Regions from separate parts of the Homo sapiens genome. Here region 1 is linked to region 2. A link is an interaction called in ENCODE POLR2A ChIA-PET data of the cell type or tissue named here. Cell type or tissue: OCI-LY7. All regions are shown on one strand. Each heading gives the region's core, and the rest is flanking DNA. Links, peaks and the distances in the headings are about the cores only. Region 1 overlaps SLC11A2 (solute carrier family 11 member 2). Region 2 overlaps CSRNP2 (cysteine and serine rich nuclear protein 2).

What was found. ChIA-PET counts read pairs that join two places held together with the same protein. Peaks named below come from ENCODE experiments on the same cell type or tissue, not always from the same donor. Only the 100,000 strongest peaks of a DNase experiment are listed, where the experiment ranks them.
Region 1: POLR2A ChIA-PET joins it to region 2 with 7 read pairs; 14 of 35 experiments call an interaction of 5 or more read pairs at or near these places.

What each region holds. Positions count from the first base shown.
Region 1 is chr12:51,006,380-51,013,486 of GRCh38, reverse strand. SLC11A2 (solute carrier family 11 member 2) reads left to right here. Exons shown (of 16, transcript NM_000617.3): 2 at 2,721-2,792; 3 at 4,863-5,011. The coding sequence starts at 2,759. It also overlaps the pseudogene RNU7-39P. Among named protein-coding and RNA genes, the nearest start is that of SLC11A2, 16 kb to the left of the region's middle. In OCI-LY7, for the core only: no CTCF peak of the experiment used is centred there; no DNase peak of the experiment used is centred there.
Region 2 is chr12:51,073,029-51,080,135 of GRCh38, reverse strand. It overlaps CSRNP2 (cysteine and serine rich nuclear protein 2), which reads left to right. Exons shown (of 5, transcript NM_030809.3): 2 at 3,489-3,725; 3 at 6,054-6,313. The coding sequence starts at 3,575. Among named protein-coding and RNA genes, the nearest start is that of CSRNP2, 7.0 kb to the left of the region's middle. In OCI-LY7, for the core only: no CTCF peak of the experiment used is centred there; no DNase peak of the experiment used is centred there; H3K4me3 peaks cover 701 bases; H3K27ac peaks cover 869 bases.

The DNA of each region.
Region 1 (7,107 bases), core at 1,472-6,471, 67 kb after region 2:
GTCTGTACTGAAAAAAAAAAATACAAAAATTAGCCGGGCTCGGTGGTGGGCGCCTGTAATCCTAGCTACTTCGGAGGCTGAGGCAGGAGAATCACTTGAACCTAGGAAGCAGAGGTTGTAGCGAGCTGAGATCATGCCATTGCACTCCAGCCTAGGTGACAAGAGTGAAACTCTGTCTCAAAAAAAAAAAAAAAAAAGCAATTTAATTCATTCAGCTCATTTTGATCAGGGCCACAATTGGAAACTTGAGTTATTATACTTGCAGTAATATTCTCAGAACTGATTGACGCATAAGGAAGGACTGTTTGCCTCATATCAAATAGCCCAAGACTAATTGATGTACTTGAGTTTTTTGATTCCTCAGTGTGCCAAGTTCCTCTTTTCCTGGAAGAGCTATGCATAGTTCCAGATCTGATTTGTGGTTTCCAATTTATTGTGGGTTAAGACAATCTGATAACATTAGTTTGTTACAATTATATGTAAAACAAAAGTAAAAAGGCTTTGCCGGGAACGTCGGGGCTGTGCTGTGATTGGAATCCAAGTGAGTACTGCTACTCTGAGTGGTCAAATATTTAAATCCCATTTAGGTGAGGTGCTATTGTCATTGACTGAAAGAGGGGTTGAATTTAGTCAGTATTATTGGGGGCTGTTGGCTGATGTTTAGTCATCTGGTGGCTTAAAACCTGACAGGAGACACATGGCTAGTTGTCCGTTGTAATATAATACTTGGCATTGGTGACTCTAGAGAGGAAGGATTATGTTTTCCAAATTAGCAGGTGGTGGTATATATGCCCCAGAAGACAGATGAAACCTAAAAAGAAAAGAAAAGCTCCTTTCTGGTCTGAATTCTGTAATTCTATAAGTACAGAATATGTTGGTAGATAGAAAGATTACCCAAAACCTGAAACAGCAAGTAGAAGATTGTTCATGTAGGAACAACATATAAGGGACAAGGGTGGAAAAAAGACTAGATTTAAGCAGTAAAAGATCATTAAGCGAGGCTTCATCACTTCTTCAGTAGGACAGTTATTATTGGGATTCAAAGAGGGGCTTATCAATGAATACTATGTTGTCCTTCCCCTTCTAAATTTGAAATCAACTGAGAAGTAGATAAGAAGATTGAAACATTTTTTTTTTAATAGCCTTATTGGTAAGGCTCAATGGAGAATATGCCATAGATCTGTTCCCAAGTGAGCTTGCTAAAATCCTCCCTCCCAATTAAACTTAACAGGATGATGGACATCTGGAACTTCCACCCCACCCCTGACTCCACCCGCCCCACTGCGGGTTGCTTAGTACAGGACCTGTAGACAAAGGCTGGCATCCCACACGCTATGCTTAATCCTGCTGGTGCTTCAGCTCTCTTGGAGAGCTTGGGAGGGGCTGGGCCACGGGTGACTAGTTTCTTCTAGTTGTCAGAGGGTTGAGGAATGAGGTCTAGAACATTATGGCTGCAGACTTTACTTTCTTAGGAAGATTTGAGGCTGCCAAATAGTGGCCTTCCACTACCAGTATGCTTGTATGGTGCTTTTTCCTACCCTTTCTAGAAGATTGAACCATGAGCTTAAATTACATATTTTAGACCAAAGAGAATTACAGATTTCTGTCCTTAAAAACTCATAAAATAGGCTGGGCGTGGTGGCTCATGCCTGTAATCCCAGCACTTTGGGAAGTGGGGTGGGCGGATCATGAGGTCAGGACTTTGAGACCAGCGTGGCCAACATGGTCAAACCGTGTCTCTACTAAAAATACAAAAATTAGCCAGGCATGGTGGCACACGCCTGTAATCTCAGCTATTCTGGAGGCTGAGGCAGGGGAATCGCTTGAACCCAGGAGGCAGAGGTTGCAGCGAGCTGAGATCGTGCCACTGCACTCCAGCCTGGACAACAGAGTGAGACTCCGTCTAAAAAAACTAAAAAAAAAACAAAAAAAAACAACTCATAAAATAGGGGGAAATGTGTCTGGCTTTAGACACTTGGGATAATTTGGAGGCAAAGGCAGAGAATGGATACTTGCCTAGCAGCCTCTGTGTAGATGCTTATTAAAAAAGTATTTGCCTGGCCAGGTGCGTTGGCTCATGCCTATAATCCCAGCACTATGGGAGGCTGAGGCGGGCGGATCACGAGGTCAGCAGATCGAGACCATCCTGGCTAACACGGTGAAACCCTGTCTCTACTAAAAATACAAAAAATTGGCTGGGCGTGGTGGCGGGCACCTGTAATCCCAGCTACTCGGGAGGCTGAGGCAGGAGAATCACTTGAACCCAGGAGGCAGAGGTTGCAGTGAGCTGAGATTGCACCACTGCACTCCAGCCTGGGCGACAGAGCAAGACTCCGACTCAAAGACTCAAAAAAAAAAAAAATGGTATTTGCTGTCTCACTAAAATACCTCCTGTTCAATTTGTCCACCACCCCCTGCCATCCGTGAAGGGTTTCACAGTGAAAGCCAGAAAGCCTGCTAGACACATTCTAAAAGAGCTGTAACACTTCAATTTGGTTTTGAAGTCTTGCCAGCAAAATCTTGACTAAGACTTTTCTTTTTTTGTTAAATATCTGTCAGTCATATTCTGAAAACTGTAATTATTTTCAAGGTTACCTAATTCAGTAGAAAAATTACTCTTTTCATAGTAAGGATTCAGTCATACAGAGTAACAAACTGCTGGTTCTGAACTTGTTAGTTTGTTCTTCCTAATTCTTCTCCCTCACTTTTCTCCTTTCCAGAATCATATTCTAAGAACTCAGCCACTCAGGTATCCACCATGGTGCTGGGTCCTGAACAGAAGATGTCAGATGGTAATTTACCGCTTTGTGTTATTGTCTAATTTTATTTGTAATTAGGTTTATGTTGGTAACAGAAATTTATCATATTTTTCCTCTTGTCATCATCTGTCATCATCTATTCTAACAACTCCATTCAAAAGTCACCATCTGGTGACTTAGGCTGTAAATGAAAATGGATTTTTTTTTTTTTTTTGAGGTGGAGTCTCTGTCACCCAGGTTGGAGTGCAGTGGCACAATCTCGGCTCACTGCAACCTCCGCCTCATGGGTTCAAGTGATGCTCCTGCTTCAGCCTCCCGAGTAGCTGTGACTAAAGGCACACGCCACAATGCCCGGCTAATTTTTGTATTTTTAGTAGAGACAGGGTTTCGCCATGTTGGCCAGGCTGTTCGCAAATGCCTGACCTCAAGTGATCCGCCCGTCTCAGCCTCCCAAAGTGCTGGGATTACAAGCATGAGCTACCGCGCCCATCCTGAAAACAGAATGTTTTTTTTTTGTTTGTTTGTTTGGTTTTTTTTTTGAGGCGGAGTTTTGCTCTAGTTGCCCAGGCTAGTTAGTGTTCAGTGGCACTGTGTCGGCTCACTGCAACCTCCGCCTCCCCGGTTCAATGGATTCTCCTGCCTCAGCATCACGAGCACCTGGGATTACAGGCACCTGCCGCCACGCCCGGCTAATGTTTTTGTATTTTTAGTAGAGATGGGGTTTTGCTATGTTGGTCAGGGTGGTCTTGAACTCCTGACCTCAGGTGGTCCACCCGTCTCGGCCTCCCAAAATGCTGGGATTACAGGCATGAGCCACTGTGCCCGGCCCTGAAAACAGATTTTTAACCAGAGACCTGCTTCGTATCTTTTTTACAATTCTGAGTTGAGCCAAGATTAGCTGAAATTTGGTTTCTGGCAGTAATGCTTGCAAGGGCAATGTTATTCCCAGACCCAGGATAAAAACCTCTGGAGTGTTTTGGCTACTCATGATGCTTCCTGGTGTTTCAGATGTGTATGGAGCAGTAAAATACAGGGCGAGTACCTTACGCTCTGTATTTGATTGGAGCTTCTTGAGTGCTTTGACTATTCCTTCCTAAATCTGAGCTTCTTTGGAATTTCTGTTCCTTTTCTATAAATTTCTTCATTAATTTAAAGCTGCTTAATTAAGATGATATGAGTCAGCTCCCTATGGAAAGAAAGCTCTTATTTGTTTAAATTAGAGGTTGTAAGGATTTATTGCAAACACAGAGATTAGAGCTTTGTGATTCAAAATAGCCATTTGATGGCTGAAGCAAACTAGGCTCTGTGTATTTCTGGCAGGGTATCCCTTTTCTCCCAGACCTTCTGCTTCCCAATATTTAAGATTGACTGCAAAATGCAGAACTCAGGGAAACGCTGATATCAGTCTGAGATGAGCCCTGCCATCACGAGGGTGCCAGTACCCCGTGACCGGCGGCACTTTACTGCAAGCCTTAGTCAGAGTACAAAGGGTTCCTGCTTGGTGGTTTTGCTGCAGCTTCAGAGTTTAGCCTGAACTGTGGCAGGATTTTGTAACTTGCACATTTTTTGAGAAGTCTGATGGAGGTATAATGTCCACGGTCGATTATTTGAGTAAGTCCTACCAAATATAGGAGGTGGGGAGGACATTTCGCTAGACAGGCCTAGTTCTTTTCTTTTAAAAGCTAGGATTTTAGGTTACCAGGAGCTGGTCTGGGAATATGATATTTTGAGCCCATATGTCAGTGTTTTTAGAGGAAAATGAAATGGCTCTAAAAATTCCCAAGTAGGAGTAGAAGTGTGGAAGTAGGAAAACCATTGTGAGTTAAAACTGATCTAGAGAATTGAGTGACTGGGGGAGGGGGAGGGAGATAACTTTTTTAGTGTAGGCTAAATTTTTTACTTCCTGAATTTTTAACCATGTGAATGTATTACTTATTCTAAAATGTACATTAAAAATAAACTATTCAAAATAAATTGAGCTAGAGTCAGGTTGGTCTCTTGTGCATTTAGATATTAAACTATTTAATTTCAGTATACTAAGGATGAATTGTTAGTGTATTTTGTTCATTTTTTACTAATTTATTTTCAAATCTGTTAATTCAGACAGTGTTTCTGGAGATCATGGGGAGTCTGCCAGTCTTGGTAACATCAACCCTGCCTATAGTAATCCCTCTCTTTCACAGTCCCCTGGGGACTCAGAGGAGTACTTCGCCACTTACTTTAATGAGAAGATCTCCATTCCTGAGGAGGAGGTTAGTATCAGGTCCTTGGAGGAGAACACTATTGTCTGGGGAAAACCTGTGAGTGAAAGATCTGCTGGATGGCTCAAGTTCAGCAGCCTCAGGTTTAATTTTGGCTGGCAATCTCTGAAGACTATATCTATATATCTATATATATATATACACACACACACACACACACACACCCCATCTATATCTATCTATCTCTGTCTGTCTGTCTGTCCGTCTATCTATCTATCTATCTATCTATCTATCTATCTATCTGTCTATCTAATCTTTTTTACAGACAGGGTCTTGCTCTGTCATCTAGGCTCCAGTGCAGTGGCACAACCATAGCCCACTGTAGCCTTGAATTCCTGGGGTCAAGTGATTCTCCCACTTCAGCCTCCCCAGTAGCTGGGACTATAGATGGCATGCCACCATGCCAGGCTCATTATTTTTATTTTTATTTTTAGAGACAGGGTCTCACTATGTTGCCCAGGCTGGTCTTGAACTCCTGGCCTCAAGCTATCCTTCCTCTTGTTTGTTGATGAAAAAGAGTCAAACTCTGGCTGAGCCCAGGCTCACACCTGTAATCCCAGCACTTTGGGAGGCTAAGGCAGGAGGATCACTTGAGCCCAGGAGTTTAAGACCCGCCTGGCCAATATGGCGAAACCCTGTCTCTACAAAAAATACAAAAATTAGCTGGGCATGGTGGTATGCACCTGTAGTCCCAGCTACTCGGGAGGCTGAGGTGGAAGGATCACTTGAGCCTAGGAGGCAGAAGTTGCAGTGAGCCAAGATCATGCTATGGTACTCCACTCTGGGTAACAGAATGAGACCTCCTCTCAAAAACGAAAACCAAAACAAAACAGGCCAGGCGCGGTGGCTCACACCTGTAATCCCAGCACTTTGGGAGGCCGAGATGGGCAGATCACCTGAGGTTAGGAGTTCAAGACCAGCTTGGTTAACATGGTGAAACCCTGTCTTTACTAAAGATACAAAAGTTAGCTGGGCGTAGTGGTGGGTGCCTGTAATCCCAGCTACTCGGGAGACTGAGGCAGGAGAATCACTTGAACCTAGGAGGCAGAGGCTGCAGTGAGCCAAGATCGCGCCACTGCACTCCGGCCTGAGTGACAGAGTGAGACTCTGTCTCAAAACCAAACAAACAAACAAGAGTCAAACTCTGTAAAATGTTTAAAGAGGTTTATTCTGAGCCAAATATGAGTGACCAAGGCCCGTGACACAGCCCCAGGAAGTCCCGAGAACATGTGCCCAAGGTGGTTGGGTTACAGCTTGATTTTATACGTTTTAGGGGTCAGAAGTTACAGGCAGACATCAGCCAATATATTTAAGATGTACATTGGTTCCATCAGGAAAGGTGGGACAACTTGAAGTGGGGAGGGGGCACCTTTCAGGTCAAAGGTGGATTTAAAGATTTTCTGATTGGAAATTGATTGACACTGGGTGCAGTGGCTCATGCATGTAATCCCAGCACTTTGGGAGGCTGAGGCGGGTGGATCGCTTGAGCCCAGGAGTTCGAGACCAACCAGCTTGGGCAATGTGACAAGACCTTGTCTCCAAGTAAAAAAAATAAAATAAAATTAGTTGGGTGTGGTGGTGCACACCTGTGGTCCCAGCTACTTTGGAGGCTGAAGTGGGAGGATTGCTTAAGCCCAGGAGTTCAAGACCAGCCTGGGCAACATGGCAAAACCCTGTCTCTACAAAAATAAAAATAAATAAAAAAAGAAATTGGTTGAAAGAGTTATTTTCTAAAGACCTGGTCTAAAATGAGGGGCTGTGGAGTGTCTAAAATGAGGGGTTGTGAAGACCAAGGTTTTTATTATGTAGGTGAAGCCTCTAGGTAACAAGCTTCAGAGAAAATAGATGTAAATGTCTTTTATCAGACTTAAAAAGGTACCGGACTCCTAGTTAATTCTCTCCGGGATCAGGAAAAGACCTGAAAAGGGAAGGAGATTCTATATATTCTAGGTTTTGCTCATAAGAGACAGCTTTGCAGGGTCATTTCAAAATATACAAAGAAATATATCTTGGAGTAAAATACTTTGATTTCTTTCAGGGCCTGTTATCTGTCATGTGATGCTATGCTAGAGTCAGGTTGGAATTTA
Region 2 (7,107 bases), core at 651-5,650:
CTGCCTGCTTGCCTTCTTCTCTTCCCTCCCTCCCTCTTTTTTTTTTTTTTTTTTTTTTTTTTTGAGACAGAGTCTTACTCTGCCGCCCAGGCTGGAGTGCAATGGCGTGATCCCAGCTCACTGCAACTTCCGCCTCCTGGGTTCAAGCGATTCTCCTGCCTCAGCCTCCTGAGTAGCTGAGATTACAGGCACTCGCCACCACACCTGGCTAATCATTGTATTTTTGGTAGAGACGGGGTTTCACCATATTGGCCAGGATGGTCTCGATCTCTTGACCTTGTGATCCACCCGCCTTGGCCTCCCAAAGTGCTGAGATTAGAGGCGTGAGCCACCACACCCAGCTTTTTTTTTTTTTTTTTTTTTTTTGACAAGGTCTCCCTCTGTTGCCCAGGCTAGAGTGCAATGGCACGATCTTGGCTCACCACAACCTCCACCTCCCGGGTTCAAGCGATTCTCCTGCCACAGCCTCCTGAGTAGCTGGATTACAGGCATGTGCCACCACGCCTGGCTAATTTTTTTTTTTTTTTTGGATTTTTAGTGGAGATGGGGTTTCTCCATGTTGGTCAGGCTGGTCTCGAACTCCAGCCTCAGGTGATCTGCCCGCCTCGGCCTCCCAAAGTGCTGGGATGACAGACATGAGCCACTGTGCCCAGCTTTATTCTGTCTCCTTAAAAAATTCCACCCACATAAGCATTCAATCACAAGGGGCTCCCCCTCCCCGCTACAATAGAATGGAATGAGAAATTTGTTTGTCGATCGGTATCTTTTTTTTTTTTTAATACTTTAAGTTCTAGGGTATATGTGCACAACATGCAGGTTTGTTACATATGTATACATGTGTCATGTTGGTGTGCTGCACCCGTTAACTTGTCATTTACATTAGGTATAATCCCTCCCCGCTTCCCCCACCCCACGACAGGCCCCGGTGTGTGATGTTCCCCATCCTGTGTCCATGTGTTCTCATTGTTCAATTCCCACCTATGAGTGAGAACGTGCGGTGTTTGGTTTTCTGTCCTTGAGATAGTTTGTTCAGAATGATGGTTTCCAGCTTCATCCATGTCCATACAAAGGACATGAACTCATCCTTTTTTATGGCTGCATAGTATTCCATGGTGTATATGTGCCACATTTTCTTAATCCAGTCTATCATTGATGGACATTTGGGTTGGTTCCAAGTCTTTGCTATTGTGAATAGTGCCTCAATAAACATAACGTGTGCATGTGTCTTTATAGCAGCATGATTTATAATCCTTTGGGTATATACCCAGTAATGGGATGGCTGGGTCAAATGGTATTTCTAGTTCTAGATCCTTGAGGAATCGCCACACTGTCTTCCACAATGGTTGAACTAGTTTTCAGTCCCACCAACAGTGTAAAAGTGTTCCTATTTCTGCACATCCTCTCCAGCACCTGTTGTTTCCTGACTTCTTAATGATCGCCATTCTAACTGGTGTGAGATGGTATCTCATTGTGGTTTTGATTTGCGTATCTCTGATGGCCAGTGATGATGAGCATTTTTTCATGTGTCTGTTGGATGCATAAATGTCTTCTTGTTGATCGGTATCTTTAAACCCAGCTAAAATCTTAACCCATAAAAAGCCCTTGGCTCGCTCCTTTCTTACCATGCCCTAAGAATGTGACCTCTGATAAGATCAGTAACATGAAGAACTAAACTGATACTTTGGGCTCGTTTTTTAATTTAATTACAGTTTTTATCAAATACTTGATTTTTTTTTTTCTTCCCTGGCAAATTTATTTCAGGAATGTGCTTGTCTGAGACTTCTGATGGCTGAGGTTTCTTAGGTACATCTTGTGACTTGAATGCAGAATTTGATGCAATCTGGATAGATTAGGAAATACCTTCTCTAAGGTACTTATTACGTCTGGTTGACTTTGTAGAGCTGATCCAAGAGCAGGCAAATTGCTTCCAACAGACACAGTCCAGAAAAGCAGCTCTGTAGCAGGCATCTCTTGACACCACAGTATATTCTGGGTAGCTGCTCTGCAGTAATGCAGCCCTGTCGTTCTGGGCAGTGTTGTTATTCCTGCTGCATAATTAGCAACTAGTGAGATCATAGTCTGGGGAGATTCTGGCATTACTGAGGCAAGGGAGGGTTCGTGTCTCATCACACATGGCTCCCGCTTTGACAGCATTTCTGCTGAGCAGATTCGTGTCCTTCTGGAACTTAAATCCAAAGATGGAGGAAAAAGATTTGTACCTAGGGAAATGGACTATCTCAGACTCCTTGGTTGTATGAAAGTGTGTTGAAAACAACACTGCATGCCATATTGATATAACCAGAATAAATAGTTACTTCTCTTGCTATTTGTTTTCCCCTTGCTGATTTCTTTATAGAGGGCAAAGATTGTAAAGCTACAATGTCCTTGCACAGAGGATGGTGACAGACCAGATGAGCCCTATTTTATGGAGCAGTATGAGATTGGGAAAGATTCTGGGTTTTGAAGCCATGCAGATTCTAATCTTGGGTCCATTCTTTGGTACCAAATTTGACCTTTATAGAAGCCTGGTGAAACACTTTACACTTATGAAGATCTGGGTAAAGGGTTTTCCTGACTGCTAATGTCCTTCAAAATTGAGTGCCTGGAGCAGTATTTCCCAAAGTGTATTCCAAGCATTATTTGCACTCTAAAATACCTTGGAAACAGTGGGTTCCTTAATCACGTTTGTAGAAACACTGCATTCTGTGTTCTCTCAGCCTTCACCATCCTTATTAGTATATTAAAAGCCTCTAAGAAGTTCCACTATAGGCAATTTTTAAAACCCTTTTGACACAGCAGTCGTATTTCTATGTAAAAGCTATTAATACCATAAGACACGCACTTTGGGAAATGCCGGGCTGTATTATCACTAGGAAAAATAAGTGGGTCTAGCCGGGTTCAGTGGTGTGTGCCTTGTAGTCCCAGCTACTCTGGAGGCTGAGGCAGGAGGATTGCTCGAGCCCAGGTGTTCAAGACCAGCCTGGGCAACATAGTGAGACCCTGTTTCTAAAACAGATAAATAGTTGGGTCTAGTCTTGGTTTAGGCAAAGCCTAATTCTGCTTTTCTTTTTTTCCTTTTTTTTTTTTTTTTGCCAACCAAACAAGCAGCAGTGATAATTGTGTTTTTGATTTCAAGTTCTTCTCACTGGTGCCTTGGAGAGCTTTTCTATATGATCAGAAGAGCAGCTACTGTGATTCCTGGGCTAATGAAGCCTAGACCCCAGCTGGATTGGAAGCAAAGGCCTTTCCTTCACTGGGAAAGGTGCTGCTGCTACCCATCTCATTATTCTAAGAGTGATTGAGAATAGAGGGGCTGAAGGGAAACGAAAGTAGGAGAATGTTGGCCAGAGCTAGTAGAGAAAGAACGTAATATTGAGAAAGCAGACATCAGTGCTAGGTGAGGTGCTTTCTTTAGAGAGCTGTGTGTATAGACTGGGGAGGAGTCTGTCTGGGGACAGGAATGCTGATTCCTTTTTTTCCCTGGGCAGAATCCTAATGTACCTGGCTAGCTGGTGGTGAGTAGGGGCTTTGGGGCCAACTTGGTGGGCTCCCCAAGGAAACCCCTTTGAAACCAATGGATGCATTCACGGGCTCGGGTCTCAAGAGGAAGTTTGATGATGTGGATGTGGGCTCATCAGTTTCCAACTCAGATGATGAGATCTCCAGCAGTGATAGTGCTGACAGCTGCGACAGCCTCAATCCTCCTACCACTGCCAGCTTCACACGTGAGTAAGCTGCTCCGTCCCTGCCTATACCCACATTCCCCAAGCAGCAGAACCCATGGCAGCTCGAGACAGCGTCTGTGTGGCTTGGGGATTTGCCCTTAATCATCATCTTTCCTTGCTCTTTGGAGGACCTCATTTCTCTCATACCGTAGACTAAAGTCTGATTTATTCTAGCTGATTTTACTTGTCTTGTGGGTTGCTGGTTCCCAGAATGGGTTAAATTAGATTGAAAAAGGAGTCTAGGACTCTACCCTGCCCCCACCAGAGTCCCAGAGAGTTCCAGGAAATTGTAGCTGTAGCAGGATATAAATGCTTGCTGCTTGGACAACTGGGGCAAATCCAGATTTCTTAATTCTTTTTTTTTCTCGTTTTGCTCTTGTTGCCCAGGCTGGAGTGCAGTGGCGAGATCTCAGCTCACTGCAACCTCTGCCTGCCGGGTTCAAGTGATTCTCCTGCTTCAGGCCTCCCCAGTAGCTGGGATTATAGGCACCTGCCACCACGCCCGCCTAATTTTTTGTGTTTTTAGTAGAGACAAGGTTTCATCATGTTGGCCAGGTTGGTCTTGAACTCCTGACCACAGGTGACCCACCCGCCTCGGCCTCCCAAAGTGCAGGGATTACAGGCGTGAGCCACTGTGCCCGGCCAAGCTTTCTTAATTCTTACGGCTCTATTAGTTCTTGGAAAGAACTGATACTATATATGAGGGGTTGCCCATGGGCCAAATCTGGCCCAATGCCTGTTTTGTTGGAACACAGTTATACCCATTGTGTATGATTGCTTTCATGCTACAGTGGCAGAGTTGAATTATTGCAACAGAGACCTCATGGCCTGTAGAGCCTAAAATAGTTACTGTCTGGCTCTTGACAGTTTGCTGTCCCCTGCTACAGATCAATGCTATCCAATGGAATTTTCTGTTATGATAGAAATGTTCTGTATCTGCATTGTCCAACAGTAGCCAGTTGCCATATGTGGCTATTGAGCACTTGAAATGTGGTTAGTGGCTGGGCGCAGTGGCTCACGCCTGTAATCTCAGCACTTTGGGAGGCTGATATGGGTGGATCACTTGAACTCAGGAGTTCAAGACCAGCCTGGGCAACATGGCGAAACCTCGTCTCTACAAAAAATACAAAAATTAGCTGGGTGTGGTGGTGTGCAACTGTAGTCCCAGCTACTCTGGAGGCTGAGGTGGGAGGATTACTTGGGCCTGGGAGGTTGGGGCTGCAGTGAGCCGTGATTGTGCCATGCACTCTAGCCTGGGTGACAGAGCAAGAGCCTGTCTCAAAGGAAAAAAGAAAATAAAGAAATATGGTTAGTATAATTGAGCTGAATTTTTGTTTGTTTGTTTTTGAGATGGAGTCTTGCTCTGTCGTCAGGCTGAAGTGCAGTGGCACAATCTCGGCTCACTGCAACCTCCGTCTCCCAGGTTCAAGTGATTCTCCTGCCTCAGCTTCCTGAGTAGCTGGGACTACAGGCATGTGCCACCATGCCCAGCTAATTTTTGTATTTTTAGTAGAGATGGGGTTTCATCCTGTAGGCCAGGATGGTCTTGATCTCTTGACCTCATGATCTGCCTGCCTCGGCTTCCCAAAGTGCTGGGATTACAGGCATGAGCCACCATGCCCGGCCTGAGCTGAATTTTAAATTTTATTTAATTTTAATTAGCTTAAATTGCCACACATGGCTAGTAGCTGCTGTATTGGACAGTAAAGCTGTAGATTCTTATATCCAGAAAAGATTAACTAGAGATCCTCTTCCCAGCTGATGTCTAAAAATGGATTTTGTGGTCATCTGTTTAGGTATAGTCAGTCTGGAGGCAGTTGTATGAACCAGCTGAAGTTCAAGGTCCCTTCTGACAGAGCATTTAGGATTTGAAGATATTAGACAGTTCTCTAGATATAGAGAGCACGTTTAGAGAAGAAGAGTTGAGAGCCTAGATGGATGAGAAAGAGCAAGCTCCCCAAACAGGTCATCCCTGAGTTAATAAAGCATCTCTCGGCCAGGCATGGTGGCTCACACCTGTAATCCCAGCACTTTGGGAGGCCGGGGCGGGCGGATCACCTGAGGTCAGGAGTTCAAGACCAGCCTAGTCAACATGGCGAAACCCCATCTCTACTAAAATACAAAAATTAGCTGGGCGTGGTGACACACGCCTGTAATCCCAGCTTCTCAGGAGGCTGAGGCAGGAGAATTGCTTGAACCCGGGAGGTGGAGGCTGCAGTGAGCCGAGACAGTGCCACAGCACTCCAGCCTGGGCAACAGAGCGAGACTCCATCTCTAAATAAATAAATAGAAAAATAAATAAAACATCTCTCTGTGCTCCCTTCTCAGCCACATCCATCCTGAAGCGGCAGAAGCAGCTGCGGAGGAAGAATGTACGCTTTGACCAGGTGACTGTATACTACTTTGCCCGGCGCCAAGGTTTTACCAGTGTGCCCAGCCAGGGTGGTAGCTCTCTGGGCATGGCCCAGCGCCATAACTCTGTACGGAGCTATACACTCTGTGAGTTTGCCCAGGAACAGGAGGTGAACCATCGAGAGATTCTGCGTGAGCACCTGAAGGAAGAGAAACTCCATGCCAAGAAAATGAAGGTGCCTAAGTGTTCTGGGATCTACTGCTGTCCATGTAGGAAACCATTTAGGTTCATTGGTTGGTTGGTTGATTGATTTTTTTTTTTTTTTTTTTTCTGGGACAGAGTCTTGCTCTGTCGCCCGGGCTGGAGTGCACTGGCATGATATTAGCTCACTGCAACCTCGGCCTCCCCAGGTTCAAGCGATTTCTTGTGCCTCAGCCTCCCGAGTAGTTGGGATTACAGGTGTGCATCCGTCTTGTTTTTGTATTTTTAGTAGAGACAGGGTTTTGCCATGTTGCCCAGGCTGGTCTCGAACTCCTGGTCTCAAGTGATCTACCTGCCTCGGCCTCCCAAAGTGCTGAGACTACAGGTGTGAGCCACTGCACCCAGCTGATTTTTTTTTTTATTTGACTGTTGTCCTTGGGGTATAGAGATTTCAACTCTTTCTAATGAAAAATCTCAGATTTGAAATCAAATCTCAGTCCAAGACTCCCGTCTTTGCATCTGGCAGGGGAGTCTACCAGATATAGCAAAATGGCTTCCCTAGAATTTCCCCCTCCCAAACCCCCACTGCCTCCCTCAATTTTATGTATGTATGTATGTATGTATGTATGTTTTCTTTTGAGACAGGGTCTCTCTCTGTCACCCAGGCTGGAGTGCAGTGGCTCAATCACAGCTCATTGCAGCCTTGAACTCCTGGCCTCAAGCCATCTGCCAATCTCAGCCTCCCAAGTATCTGGGAACCACAGGCTCATGCCACCATGCCTGGCTAGTATTTTTTTTAATAGTAGTGGGATCTTGCAACGTTGCCCA